Linked DNA regions of Homo sapiens: region 2 is linked to region 1. The links are chromatin contacts, found by Hi-C or POLR2A ChIA-PET in ENCODE. All regions are on one chromosome and are shown on one strand. Each heading gives the region's core, a stretch centred on a gene start or an enhancer-like site at or near the end of the contact. The rest is flanking DNA. Distances are from core to core; before and after follow the strand shown. Region 1 overlaps CAMK1D (calcium/calmodulin dependent protein kinase ID). Region 2 overlaps CAMK1D (calcium/calmodulin dependent protein kinase ID).

Region 1 (6,919 bases), core at 1,504-4,003:
GGCCGAGGCGGGTGGATCACGAGGTCAGGAGATCGAGACCACCCTGGCTAACATGGTGAAAATGGCAAAACCCCATCTCTACTAAAAAAATCCAAAAAAATTAGCCGGGCGAGGTAGCGGGCGCCTGTAGTCCCAACTACTCGGGAGGTTGAGGCAGGAGTATGGCGTGAGCCCGGGAGGCGGAGCTTGCAGTGAGCCGAGATCATGCCACTGCACTCCAGGCTGGGCAACAGACCGAGACTCCATCTCAAAAAAAAAAGAAAATGAAAGAGGCCAGGCGCGGTGGCTTATGCCTGTAATCCCAGCACTCTGGGAGGCCAAGGTGGGTGGATCACGTGAGGTGAGGAGTTTGAGACCAGCCTGGCCAACATGGTAAAACACCGTCTCTACTAAAAATATAAAAATTAGCTGGGCGTGGTGGGACACACCTGTAATCCCAGCTACTCAGGAGGCTGAGGCAGTAGGATCACTTGAACACAGGAGGTGGAGGCTGCAGTGAGCCAAGATTGCACCACTGCACTCCAGCCTGGGTGACAGAGTGAGAGTCTCTCTCAAAAAAAAAAAAAGAAAAAAAAAAAAGAGTCAGCCAATCACACCCTTGAGGAGGAATTTGTTTTCATTTTTCCCAGGATATGTGTTTCCCGGGGGGGAAGTACCTAGAGCTTGAATCATTGTAAAATGCTCAAGCAAATCACCTATTTGGATGATGCTGGTCAACTTGGACCACAGCTGGAAATGGGAAAGTAAATCTCCTCCTAGATTTCATATTCAATCAACCAGCTCAACCAGCTCTTTCTCCATCCTTGGATGAAGACTGTATTGCAGGAGCTGGTTACTCCCTGCCCTCAGGGTCTCAGAGAGGCTTCCAGAAGAAGGGGCTACCATGAAGTAATGGAGGAGGGAGCTGGAGAGAAGGGACCTAGAGTCAGAGAAGACAACACTGTGGCTCAGCAGAGCAGACAGGGATGGGGGAGAAGGCAACCATGGGGGCGTTCCCAGAGACGCTTCAGTGAGAAGGAAACTTCTAGCTTGAGGTAGGGGATGGTGAGGAAAGAAATGTGAAAAGGAAGGCTGGTATGATTTCCTGGAGTTCCCTTCCCCTGGCAGTGGGAGCTTCTGGGTTTTAAGCTGGGGCTGGGTGACAGGATCCCATGGGCAACTGAGTCCAGTCCTCACGGCGGCTCTGCCCGCCCTGCCAGGCCTCCTGCCCTGGGTTCCTCAAGCCTGGACTGAAAGAAGTCATGGAGAGGTCTGGCCATGAACGCAGGGCATGAGAGAGGCTGGAGGGTGGCTGTGCAGGAAGATGGAGATGAGAGGGGCATTTTACAGTATAAGGAGGGTGATAGGCAGCAGGGACAGAGGAAGAGGAGAAGGCAAAATGGAAATTGGCATGGGGGTGGGGTCTGAAGGAGCAGGACTCTTGGAAGTGCAGCAGAGGGAGCCTTCCCTAGAAAGAAAGCAAGTCTGCGGTATCAAGATGTGAAGCAGTGACGTCACCCTAGGTGGCCTCGATCTCCTCTATAAAAGGTCAGAGAAAATGGGGAACAAGTTGTACTGTAAGGGAAAGAGCTAGAATAGCCCACATAAGGACAACTGGAGGCACAGACTTATTACGCAGCAATGGAGGATGCCCAGGGAGATTTGGACGCATGACTTTACAGAGTTCAATACCTTGATTTTTTTTTTTTTTTTTTTTTTTTTTTTTTGAGACAGGGTCTCATTTTGTCACCCAGGCTGGAGTGTAGTGGCGTGATCTTGGCTCACTGCAACCTCCGCCTCCCCGGCTCAACCAATTCTTGTGCCTCAGCCTCCCAAGCAGCTGAGACTACAGACTTGCACCACCATGCCCTGATAATTTTTGTGGAGGGTTTGTTTTTTGTTTTTTGTAGAGACAGGGTCTTCCTATGTTGCCCAGGCTGGTCTCGAACTCCTGAGCTCAAATGATCCACTTCAGCCTCCCAAAGTGCTGGGATTACAGGCATGAGCCACCACATCTGGCCAACAGCTTAATTAAAAAAACAATAACAATAAAAAGCTTTTGCCAGATATTAACTAGTATTTTCTTCTTGTTTTATGGGTTTTTACACTGAACTTTCTAATACCTGGAATTTGTTTTGGTGTTTGGCGCGACATGACGGTCCTGAACCAGGGAGGGAGCTGTTTCCCCAGGGGTATCTGGAAACAAGTCAGAAACAAACTTCCACGGGGTAGGAGTCAGGGAAGCTGAATGTCCGGAGTGCACAGCACAAACCTGAGCAAGGAAAGATCATCTTGGCTGTGGTGCCAATGGAACTGCCACTGAGAAACACAATGAGCTGTTTTCTTCCCAACAAGCCAACCGCTAATCCCAGCACCATTTGATTGATGCACCCATTCAATCCTACACGCGACAAGAAATGCTGAGTGTCTCCTCAAAGCCCAGTCCTCTTCCAAGCAGCACTGGTACAAACAAATCAGATGCTCGCATTTGCCCTTTCTCCCGTCGATTTCAAAACCTTCACATAAAAACGCCATTTAAGTGCTCTGAAATTCATAAACAACTTTAAAGGGCTGGCAAATTATTGCTAAGCAGAAGTCTCGTTGGTCCTGATAAGAAGTACTTGTAATAAATGTTTAACAACGCATGCCAATATTAAAGCTAAGTGTTTGTTCTTGTAAAGCAGATTAAACAATATGACCATGTCATGCTGATATCACGGGTTTGCTCAACAAACTCCTGTCTCATAGATACTGGCTCCAGCCAACTTCGGTCTAACCCTGTTGACTGTCACTTGGCATTCCAAATGTATGAGGGTCTTGATTAATGACGTTTCACTGGTTTCACTTATATAACAAGACAATTTCAGGTGTTAATTGTCCTATCTGTTTATACGTGCTAGACTGTGGCTAATTTTTAAAGACGGGCGCTTAGTAATGTGGGCATTGAGTCAATACACAGAAAGTCTAAGCAAACAGCGGAGTTTTCTCGTTAGTTCACTGCCTGTCTCTGGACTGAACATGGTGCATATTACAGCTGTATCACTGTGTCACCCATAAAGAACATGACTCCGAGGCTCGCTGATGAGTGCAACTGTTTCCTGGGCATTATGTCTGCACTAGAGATGAAATATTACTTTACAAAGTCCCCACATCTCTGACCATGGGCATGGAACTTAAACGCTTTAGGTCTGCAAAATGAGCTGGCTGGGCTGAAGCCAGCTGTGGAAACCCCCAGAAGGAGGTATGGGGAGTGCCTATTTTTAGAATTTCCAAAGACACAACAGAAACTACACATTTACCCACAATACGATGGCTCAGGCTAAACCACATTTGGTTGAATGATGTCAATTCAACATGCAGTGACCAGTCTTACCCCCAGAACAGAAGCCTCTTTGGCAGCTGGGTCTCTCCTTTATCAACAAAAATTTAAAGGAAATTACTTAATGCTCAAAAATACAGTTTTCCAGCCAGGCGCGGTGGCTCATGTCTATAATCCCAGCACTTTGGGAGGCTGAGGCAGGCGGATGGAGGTCAGGAGTTCAAGACCAGCCCGACCAACATGGAGAAACCCCATTTCTACTAAAAATACAAAAATTAGCCAGGTGTGGTGGCGCATGCTTGCAGTCCCAGCTTCTCGTGAGACTGAGGCACGAGAATCACCCACGAGGCAGAGGTTGCAGGGAGCTGAGATCATGCCACTGCACTCCGGTCTGGGTGACAGAGTGAGACTCCATCTCAAAAAAAAAAAAAATTTTTAAAAACACAGTTTTCTTGGTCATTACGGATTAAAATCTAAGGTCCCTTACGTTCTAAAACTCTATCATTCTAACTTTCAAAGGAAGTTATTCATACCAAGAATAACTCAATCTCAGCATCACCCTGTACAATACATAATGAACAGTAACAAACAGCTTTCTCTCCTAGCTTTCCTACACTTGTTTAAATCTTTGCAACTAATTAAGGTGTACCTATTTATAAGGCATACCATATTTCCAAAAAGAATTAGACACAACTGTATATTCTCTGAAGATACTAAGAAAAGGTCTGGATTTGCCCAGTTAGGAGTTTCTTCCTCAATTTCTTGCTTTTAGAAAAGCTCAAATAAGGCCGGGCGCAGGGGCTCACGCCTGTAATCCCAGCACTCTGGGAGGCCAAGGTGGGCGGATCACCTGAAGTCAGGAGTTCGAGACCAGCCCAACCAATATGGAGAAACCCTACCTCTACTAAAAATACAAAATTAGCTGGGCGCGGTGGCGGACACCTGTAATCCCAACTACTGGGAAGGCTGAGACAGGAGAATCACTTGAACCTGGGAGGCGGAGGTTGCGGTGAGGTGAGATCACACCATTGCACTCCAGCTGGGGCAACAAGAGCGAAACTCAGTCTCAAAAAAAAAAAGAAAAAGAAAAGCTCAAAAAACTACATGCCCATTTTTGTCTCTTTTATCTTTTTTCTTTTTTTTTTTTCCAAAAGCAACAGGAAAGTTTTCAATTGGCCCCAGTACTACCACCTGCCACAAGATATCAAGAACTGGGAAACCAGGGACCTGCTCTGTGACATGGATGAGTCTCACGTCTGCAATGGTAACATCAGGGCCAAAACAACCACCCTACTTCAAGGCCTATTATGGAAGAACAGTTGAGATGCTGATGGGGGAAAAAACACACTTAGAAGTTCAATGCATTATACAATATAGTTGTTACAATACAAATTATTATTAATAAAATTATTTTAAAGTATACTGAATTTTTTGCAAATCAAATATTTTTAAATGCATTAACAGGGAGGTTTCTATCCCCATTCTCTGCAGGAATTCTATGGTGCACGCCTTCATAAATGAAAAATAAATCACCTAAAAAACCAATTCTGCATCCCAGATTTACATTCAATAGTAAATTTTGAGTCTTTATAGAATAGCTGTTCATGTAAATACTTCAAGAGACAATTTTTTGAGTGCCCACTCTTCTGGAAACTGAGCTAAGAAACATCATCAATCATCTCACTGAATCCTCACAAGTAAAGTGGGATCGATTATCACCTTTATCCAAGAAAGACAGGTGGGCACGGAGCGAGGACTCACCCAAGGTCCCACACCCATGAAGGGGTGAACAACGTCCACCTGAAACCAGAACCGGTGTTCTAAGCCATTCTGCAGTTCTGCAGGGCAGATGTCCATGTGAACACAAGCTGGCAAGCGGATGCCAACTTGTTGTAAATCACTTTCAAACACCAGCTCACAACTTTTCACTGCATCTGGCTTCACGTGTCCAACGTGGTCCTCAGATCGCATCATTAGGGCTTCTGCCTTCTTCCTGAGTACTTCCACACATTTGCTGCTTGTTCCTTTTCTGCTAACAAACAGATCAACATAAATTGCTTAAGTAGACAATGCAGGCAAAACAAGAAAGCAAAACCGAAGGGAAAAAGGAAAAAAAAAAGCCTGCTTGCAGGTTATAATCCTGGAGCCGTATTTCTGCCAGAATGATGTATCTTATTCTAGCCCTGGAGAGCTCCAGGCTGAGGTCTCTCCAATCCACGCAATTCTGCGCATCTGGAACTCATCACCTTTTGCCCACATAAACCTGGTCCTGTGTATATCCTCAGTAGAAGGCACCAATCACCAATTACCCAAGCAGGAGACCTGTTAGCCCTTCACTTCCAACTGATGCTCCTAAATCCAAAATGATCCCAATGAAGTGACTGCCTCAGGGATCCTTTTGTCTATCCTGCCCCTCCAACCCCACTGCTGATTTGGGGCACTAACCTCTCCCTGACTCCCCTGTTCCAGGACTCCACGAGCAATTTAACTGGAATCCCTAACGCCAGTCTTAAGACTTTTTAACGACAGCTCCAAAGTGGTCTTTCAAACACACAAAAAAGCTAATCATGTTTCTGTTTAATTTCCTCACTGACAGGATAAAAACCAAATGACTAAGTGTGGCATAAAAAGTCCCACTTGGGAGGCCGAGGCAGGCGGGTCACTTGAGAGCAGGAGTTTGAGACTAGCCCGAGTAACATGGCAAAACCCTGTCTCTACAAAAAACAAAAATTAGCTGGGCATGGTGGTGCCCGCCTGTGGTCCCAGCTACCCAGTAGGCTGAGGTGGGAGGATCAATTGAGCCTGGGAGGTAGAGACTGAAGTGAGCTGTGATCACATCACTGCACTCCAGCCTGAGCAACAGATTGAAATGCTGTCTCAAAAAATGGCAGTCAGGCGCGGTGGCTCGTGCCTGTAATCCCAGCACTTTGGGAAGCCGAGGCACGCAGATCACTTGAGGTCAGGAGTTCGAGACCAGCCTGGCCAACATGGCAAAACCCTGTCTCTATTAAAAACACAAGGCGACAGAGCGAGACTCCATCTCAAAAAAATATATATATATACAAAAATTAGCTGGGCATGGTTGCACCCACCTGTAATTCCAGCTACTAGGGAGGCTGAGGCATGAGAATAGCTTGAACCCGGCAGGCGGAGGTTGCAATGAGCGGAGATCGCGCCACTGTACTCCAGCCTGGGTGACAGAGCAAGATTCTGTCCATATATATATATATATATAGTCTGAGAATATATATATTCCCGGACAACCAAAGCCTCTTTTCAGCTTTCTCTCTCACTACTCCCCTATACATGCCTGAATGCCAAAACAGACCGTCTTCTCATTCATCCATCCTCTGTGTCTCAGGACCAAAGCTGGTCTACCAGCTTGGAAGCCCTCTCTCTCTTGCTCACCTGGTAAACTCCTACCCATCCCTCAAGCCACAGGCCCAGCTCACCTCCTCTGTGAAGCCTTCCCTGAGTCTCCCAGACAAACTGAGGCACCCTGACGGCCCCCTTCTGAGGCTCCTTGTGGGAGCCTCCCTATCTGCCAGCCCCTCCACACTGTTGTACAGATCCTTCTCCCTAGGGAATGTGCTCCCTGACCCCAGGGCTCAGCACTGGCTG
Region 2 (7,192 bases), core at 3,033-5,532, 43 kb before region 1:
GACTGAGTGAAATAAGCCAGTCATAAAAAGGCAAATATTGACGAATCCACTTCAACAAGGCCCCTAGAGTAGTCCAATACATAGAGGGAGAAAGTAGAATGGGGCTGGCCGTAGACTGGGAGGAGAGAAGATGAGGAGTTGCTGTTGAATGAGGGCAGAGTTTCTGTCTGGGAAGATGAAAAAGTTCTGGAGATGGATGGTGGCGATGGCTGCACAACAATGTGAATATACTTCATGCCACTGAACTGTACTCTTAAAAACAGTCAAAATGGGCCAGGCGCGGTGGCTCATGCCTGTAATCCCAGCACTTTGAGAGGCCAAGGCGGGAGTTCAAGACCATCCTGACCAATATGGTGAAACCCCGTCTATACTAAAAATAAAAAAATTAGCCAGGCATAGTGGTGCATACCTGTAATCCCAACTACTCGGGAGGCTGAGGCAGGAGAATTGTTTGAACCCAGGAGGCGGAGGTTGCAGTGAGTCAAGACTGCACCACTGCACTCCAGCCTGGGCGACAGAGTGAGACTCGGTCTCAAAAAAAAAAAGTCAAAATGGTCAAACTTACATTAATACATATTACTATAATGTGTATTGATATATGGACCATAATGCATATTTATACATACAAATACATATACAAATAAATGTATATTTATACATTATAAATAATTGTACTGTATTGTATACAATATTGTATATTTATACAATTATTTATAATGTATAAATATTTATTCAGTCCACATAACATTCTGAGAAATTTCCTTATGATTTCTTTGTAAATGAAAGGAAGAAAGGGGCTAGATGTGAGAAAAACTGGACACTGTATATTTATACAATATAAATCAATATAAATAATTGTATAAATATTGTAAATTCAGTTTACAATAATACATATTACCATTTTTTTAAGAACCCAAAAAATGCAATGCAATCATCTGCTCCATTAATGTGAACAAAGGTCATTGTCGGGTTCCATACGCTGCTCTCAGAACACACCTGAAAACACTGTGAAAACAGGCTTGCAAAGGGATCCGCAAACATCGCCCACCTGACTCGCCTGCTCCACGAGACTCTCCTCCTTCCCTCTCAAGTGGGCTTTGCCTCTGAACCTGGATGGTTCCTCTCCCTCAATTAAGGGGCTATTGGCCACTTGGAAAAGGAGGCGGCCCCCAGCACATGTGCTGCTTCAGATCCCCAATGTCTCTGTTGCTCTGGTTCCTGGGACCCCGGTGGTCGAAGGCCCATCGGCCAGAGTAGCCCCCGGGACACTGAGAACATGGACATCCCCCAGGGAATCTTCCAGAAGCCTTAGCTCCCTGTCCCACTTCGTCTCTGACCCACTCTCCAACACACACACACACACACAAACACATAACCATCCTCAAGTCTCTGCCTCCCAATGCAACAAAGGATTGGTATATTCATTTACTCCACAAATATTCAGAGTTTGAGAGAAATTGTAAAATAAATTCTTTGAAAGATTTACCAGTTCAAGAAATGCATATCATGTATATGAATGACAATTAATATTTATTAAGTGCCACTATTATCAGAATTTATCTCATTTCTCTCGCCCCCTCTAAATAAATTAGTCTGTGAAGCTGAGACAGGAAAAGAGCTGCCCCAGGGTGGAAATCCTCAAATGGAGCCAGGGCACTGGGTCCCTGGGGATACCAGGTCCCAAGAAGAGGGCAAGAGTGAAGATGGAGCAGGTTCCCAATGTCTACAGAGGAATCTCCTCCAGGCCCTCCTACCTCTTCCTCCTCCCAAGGCAAGAGAACAGACTTACCCAGCTGGCCAGGAGGGGATGGAGGGCACCAGCCCAGCTCCTTCTCCCTCCTTTCTCTTGGGAACCCGTGGGAAGCCCACAGACTACATCTCTCCTCTGGGCCAGAGGAGGAGCCTGCAGGGGGCTAGGCGGACTGCTTCTGAGGTTGAGAGTGAGGAAGCCCTTTATTAAAACATGCCCCAGTCCTCCAATGGAACTTTTATCAGGAATGAATTTAACATTTTGATCTCCACCTGCCTGGCCCCTCAGCCCTACTTCTCAATTGGTTCAGAGCTCATGTGGGAAAGAATGGTTCTCCTCACTCCCCGGCCCATGGCAGACACCCAGCACCGCACCTCTTACATGGCGGGCAGGTCTAGGTGGGAGGTCTTCAAAGCTGGTTCTCACAGTGGGAGCCTGCATGAGGCGCAGGACATGCCAGTTGGCTCATAACCTCTGGGGCCAGCAGCACCTGATAGCCGCCAGGCAGTCAAAGCATGAGTTTTTCATCCTTCTTTTATTCTGGAACAATGGGAGTTTCCTTAGACAGGTAACCCAATAGACCCAGCATTTAGCCTCCTTGAAGAAAACACCAGAGTCTCAAATAACAAAACAAAACTAAATGCAAAGGGCTGTCCAAGTCCTCACTGTAACTCGAAATGGCATTGGGAACATTTATGGAGACTAGAAAATACAAGACCTCAAACCTGCTGGGTCTCAGACCAGGACACAGCCTCCTTCTCTCTGGCCAGTACACAAGTCATCAAACCACTGTCCATGTGTGAGCTGCCCAATCTACAAGCCAAGCCCAGCTGGAGACACCACTAACCCATCCCTATTTATTCTCTTAACCAAATAACTTCCAGATTTCCATTTCACCTGGCTAGAGAGCCACGTTTATGTCTCTAAAGCTTCGATCCTTCTTTAAGAACAAGAAATTAACAAAATCACAACGGCTCTTCCTAATGGTATTAAACATAAAACTTTCACGCTTATATAAACCTGAGAGCTCATGGAGTTAGTTCCACCTCCTCATTCCCCACACGAAGAGACTGTGGAGCTGTAAACTCAGTATATAACCCAAATGTAACTGGGGAAACTGGAATACAAACTGGATATTAAGAAATTAGTATTAATTGTATTAGTTGTGATAATGCTATTTTAATTACATAGGGAAACTTCCTTCTTCCTTCCTTCCTTCTTTCCCTTTTTCCTTCCCTCCTTCCTTCTTTCTCTCTCTCCCCACCCTCCCTCCCTTCCTTCCTTCTTTCCTTCCTTGGGTGAAGGAACAGAGATTGACACTACTGTTAGTATGGGTGTAACATCAAGATGTCTCCAATTTACTTTTTTTATATACGTGTGTATTTTTTTTGAGATGGAGTCTCGCTCTGTCGCCCAGGCTGGAGTACAGTGGTGTAATCTCGGCTCACTGCAACCTCTGCCTCCCAAGTCAAGCGATTCTCCCACCTCAGCCTCCCAGTTAGCTGGGATTACAGGCGCCTGCCACCATGCCCAGATAATTTCTATATTTTTAGTAGAGGTGGGGTTTCGCCATGTTGGCCAGGCTAATCTCAAATTCCTAACCTCCAGTGATCCACCCACCTAGGCCTCCCAAATGATTATAGGCGTGGGCCACCACGCCCGGCCAACATGTGTCTTTTTTTAAGCTTTACTGAGGTATGACTGACAAATAAAAATGGTATATATTTAGGTATACAACATGATGTTTTGATATATGTATACATCGTAACATGATGTTTTGATATATGTATACATCGTAACATGATGTTTTGATATATGTATACATCATAAAATGATCACCATGATCAAGCTAACATACCTATCAACTGCCATCATCACCCCTTGTGTGCGTGTGATGATGGCACTTGAGATCTACTCTCTTAGCAAATATCTTCACTTTTTTTTTTTTTAAACAGCTGGCCTGACCTAGGGTATACACAGCTGGTTAGTGGACGAGCTGGTTAACAGCAAGCGTGGTTCCTGCCAAGGCTGTTTTCAACATGCTATACTCTCAACACGGGAGCAGCTACACAAGACGACGGGGCCCTTCACACAGCCACACGGACCCTGCCCACTCAGCTTGGGGAGGTTCTACGTGCTCCCAATGAGGATGGCAGACAAGCCACACTTCAATGAGAGTAACTTGCTAGGTTGGCCTCTTTATCTGATTTTAATGGCCAAATACTCATGTAACATCGGCCCAGGTAACATTTGTTCTGAGTTTCAAAGACCACATCAGTGCACCAAGGAACTGGAATCTTTCATAACATAGTAACATGACGTAATAGAATCTGGATAGAATCATACAATAACAATCACAAACCGCTTGCTGTGTACCAGGAACTATTCTAAGTGTTTACAAGAATGATCTCAGTAAATCACAACATCCGATGAGATTATTATCTCCATCACATTGATGAAGTAACCAGGGCACAGAGAAGTTAAGAAAACCACCAAAACCACGGAGCCCTACACGACAGTCAGCGTTTTGGATGACTCAGCCGTACGTGCCCCTGTGATCACACTCCATTTCCGGATAGTCACATTTCATGTTTTTCACCGGGAGGAATGGTCCGGGGATAATTTCTTCTCATTCCTTTCTTTAAAAATAGTACAAAAGGATAAAAACAAAAAGTAAAAGAGAAAAATAAAATCTGCCACAGAGGCTAAAACAACATATCTGATGTCGAAAAAATGTTTTTCACTTTGTTTTTCTCAACAAAAATTCAAATCACTCAAGTACTGCTTGACTCTTCTCCAAACAAACCTAGGCAAGAAGTCCGTAGTATCTCTAAACAAACCCAGGCAAGAATCCACACGGCTCTACAGTTTCTCCTCCAGAGAACTCTGTGGGCCAGGCATGGTGGCCCATACCTGTAATCTCAGCAACTTTGGGAGGCTGAGGCAGGAGGATCACTTGAGGCCAGGAGTTCAAGATCAGCCTGGGCAATATAGAGAAACAAAAAAAAAATAAAAATTAAAATAAGCAAAAATAAAAATACAAAAAGTAAAAATAAGTAAAAAATCCAGGCATCGTGGCTCACGCTTGTAATCCCAACACTTTGGGAGGCCAAGGCAGGAGGATCACTTGAGGCCAGGAGTTCAAGATCAGCCTGGGCAATATAGAGAAACAAAAAAATAAATAAATAAAAATAAGTAAAAATAAAAATACAAAAAGTAAAAGTAAGTAAAAAAGTCCAGGAGTCGTGGCTCATGCCTGTAATCCCAACACTTTGGGAGGCCAAGGCAGGAGGATCACTTAAGGTCAGGAGTTCGAGACTAGCCTGACCAACATGGTGAAACCCTGTCTCTACTAAAAACAGAAAAAAATTAGCCAGGTGTAGTGGCACACACCTGTAATCCCAAATACTTGGGAGGCTGAGGCAGGACAATCACTTGAATCCAAAGGCAGAGGTTTCAGTGAGCCGAGATTGTGCCATTGCACCCTAGCCTGGGCAACAAGAGCGAAACTCCATCTCAAAAAATAATAATAATAAAAATAAGTAAAAAAAATAAATCAGCCAAGCATGGTGATACATACCTGTAGTCCTCGTTACTCAGGAGGCTGAGGCAGGAGGATCACTTGAGTCCAAGAGTTCAAGACTACAGTGAACTACAAAATTAACTTAAAATCAATATTTTTTTTTGAAATAGGATCTCACTCTATCACCAAGGCTGGAATGCTGTGGCACAATCTTGGCTTACTTCAGTCCCAACCTCTCAGGCTCAGGCAATCCTCCCACCTCACTCTTTTGAGTAGTTGGGACCCCAGGTGCACACAACTACACTCAGCTAATTTCTTAATTTTTTGGAGAGACGGGGTCTTGCTATGTAGCCCAGGCTGTTCTCAAACTCTTGGCCTCAAGCAATCTTTCTGTCTCAGCTTCCCAAAGTGTTGGGATTACAGGCATGAGCCACCACACCTAGCCCTAAAAATTTAAACATTTTAAAAAAGGAAAAAACTATCTGAAGGCTGCCCAGTGGCCAGCAGAGGCCTCTCATCATGATATATCAGAAAGTTACCAGTTATTCCCTTTAAGGACTCTAGGTGAGTTTCTGCAGAAAGAGTGACATGGGAAATAAATTGTTGTTGGCCTTCCAATACCTTTGCTAACTTCTCCAGTATTGATAATGACTTCGAACAAATCTTTATAATTTAATTACCTCTTGAAAGTGGTGCCTTCTGAAGCTAACACGAGATACAGACCATTCTGCAGAAGAATATACTCAGTAAAAAAAGACAGAGAGAGAGAGACACAGTGGAAAAAACTTAGACCCAAACACTGAGTTTCGAACATCCCAGAAAAGGAGACGTTGTCTTAAACAACCCATCCTAGACATGGCAAAATGTCTTAGGATGAATTGGGGAAGCTGCCAGTTGGGACACTCCCTAGTTCTATTCCAAAATCCCTTCCCTACATTTAGCCCAATTTAAGGTATCTCATGTAATTCTCAGAAAAGATCAAAGAATTCTCAAAGGAAGTCAACATCCAACTAAGATACAGCACACAGTATCTGACAGCAGGGAAGGAAGGGTAGACTCAAACCAGAACAACAAGGACAAAGAGTTCTAACTCCAAAGGGCTTGGGAATCACCGGCATAGAGCTTGCTGTAAAGTCTCCAACTGCAAAAAGAGAAAGGATTTATATCATGGCTACTATCCAGACTTTAGAAACATCTGAGCTTCCTCAAATACTAGTGTCAGAGGCACTGGAACCAGATCAACTCCATCTTGAGTAGGGACTGGGTAAAATGAGGCTGAGACCTACTGGGCTGCATTCCCAGGCAGTTAAGGCATGCTAAGTCACAGGATGAGACAGGAGGTCGGCACAAGATACAGGTCATAAAGACCTTGTTGATAAAACAGGCTGCGGTAAAGAAGCGGCCAAATCCCACCAAAACCAAGATGGCGACGAGAGTGACCTCTTGTTGTCCTCGCTGCTACACTCCTGTCAGCACCATGACAGTTTACAAATGCCAAGGCCACATCAGGAAGTTACCCTACATGGTCTAAAAAGGGGAGGCATGAATAATTCACCCCTTGTTTAGCATATCATCAAGAAATAACCATAAAAGTGGGAAACCAGCAGCCCTCGGGGCTGCTCTGTCTATGGATTAGCCATTCTTGATTCCTTTACTTTCTTAATAAACTTGCTTGCACTTTACTCTGTGGACTTGCCCTGAATTCTCTCTTGCACGAGACCCAAGAACCATCTCTTGGGGCCTGGATCATGACCCCTTTTCTGTAACACTAGCAGGCTGAAGGATGAAGTAATAATTGAGGCAAAGAGACTGTATTTCATATCTGCAAAAGAAATGAACAGTACTATCTGCAAATAACAGGTGCCTCCCACACAGAATACCTTTATTTCCCTCGCTGGGAACTTTTCATTCTTTTTCAA

What was found. Hi-C counts contacts between places; a loop is a spot of excess contacts on that map. ChIA-PET counts read pairs that join two places held with the same protein, here RNA polymerase II (POLR2A). Pooled maps may share reads with other maps.
Region 2: a pooled map shows a loop between it and region 1 (8-fold over the local background). The contact joins two enhancer-like sites. A Hi-C loop is called at or near these places in 5 of 168 maps with a recorded cell type or tissue (CD8-positive, alpha-beta T cell, PC-3, naive thymus-derived CD4-positive, alpha-beta T cell and 2 more), 2 of 37 single-sample maps with no recorded cell type and 12 of 50 pooled maps. POLR2A ChIA-PET finds 5 or more read pairs at or near these places in 4 of 52 experiments (activated CD4-positive, alpha-beta T cell, activated CD4-positive, alpha-beta memory T cell, activated T-cell and 1 more).

Annotation. Positions count from the first base shown.
Region 1 is chr10:12,401,510-12,408,428 of GRCh38, reverse strand. All of the region lies in intron 1 of CAMK1D (calcium/calmodulin dependent protein kinase ID), which reads right to left. Among named protein-coding and RNA genes, the nearest start is that of CAMK1D, 55 kb to the right of the region's middle. RefSeq lists an enhancer at 3,122-3,231 and a silencer at 3,362-3,411. Within about 2 kb of position 2,753, at least 3 of the 41 ENCODE cell types and tissues checked have a DNase peak (open chromatin) inside an H3K27ac peak, as active enhancers do.
Region 2 is chr10:12,445,946-12,453,137 of GRCh38, reverse strand. All of the region lies in intron 1 of CAMK1D (calcium/calmodulin dependent protein kinase ID), which reads right to left. Among named protein-coding and RNA genes, the nearest start is that of CAMK1D, 100 kb to the right of the region's middle. RefSeq lists an enhancer at 3,533-4,732. Within about 2 kb of position 4,282, at least 14 of the 41 ENCODE cell types and tissues checked have a DNase peak (open chromatin) inside an H3K27ac peak, as active enhancers do.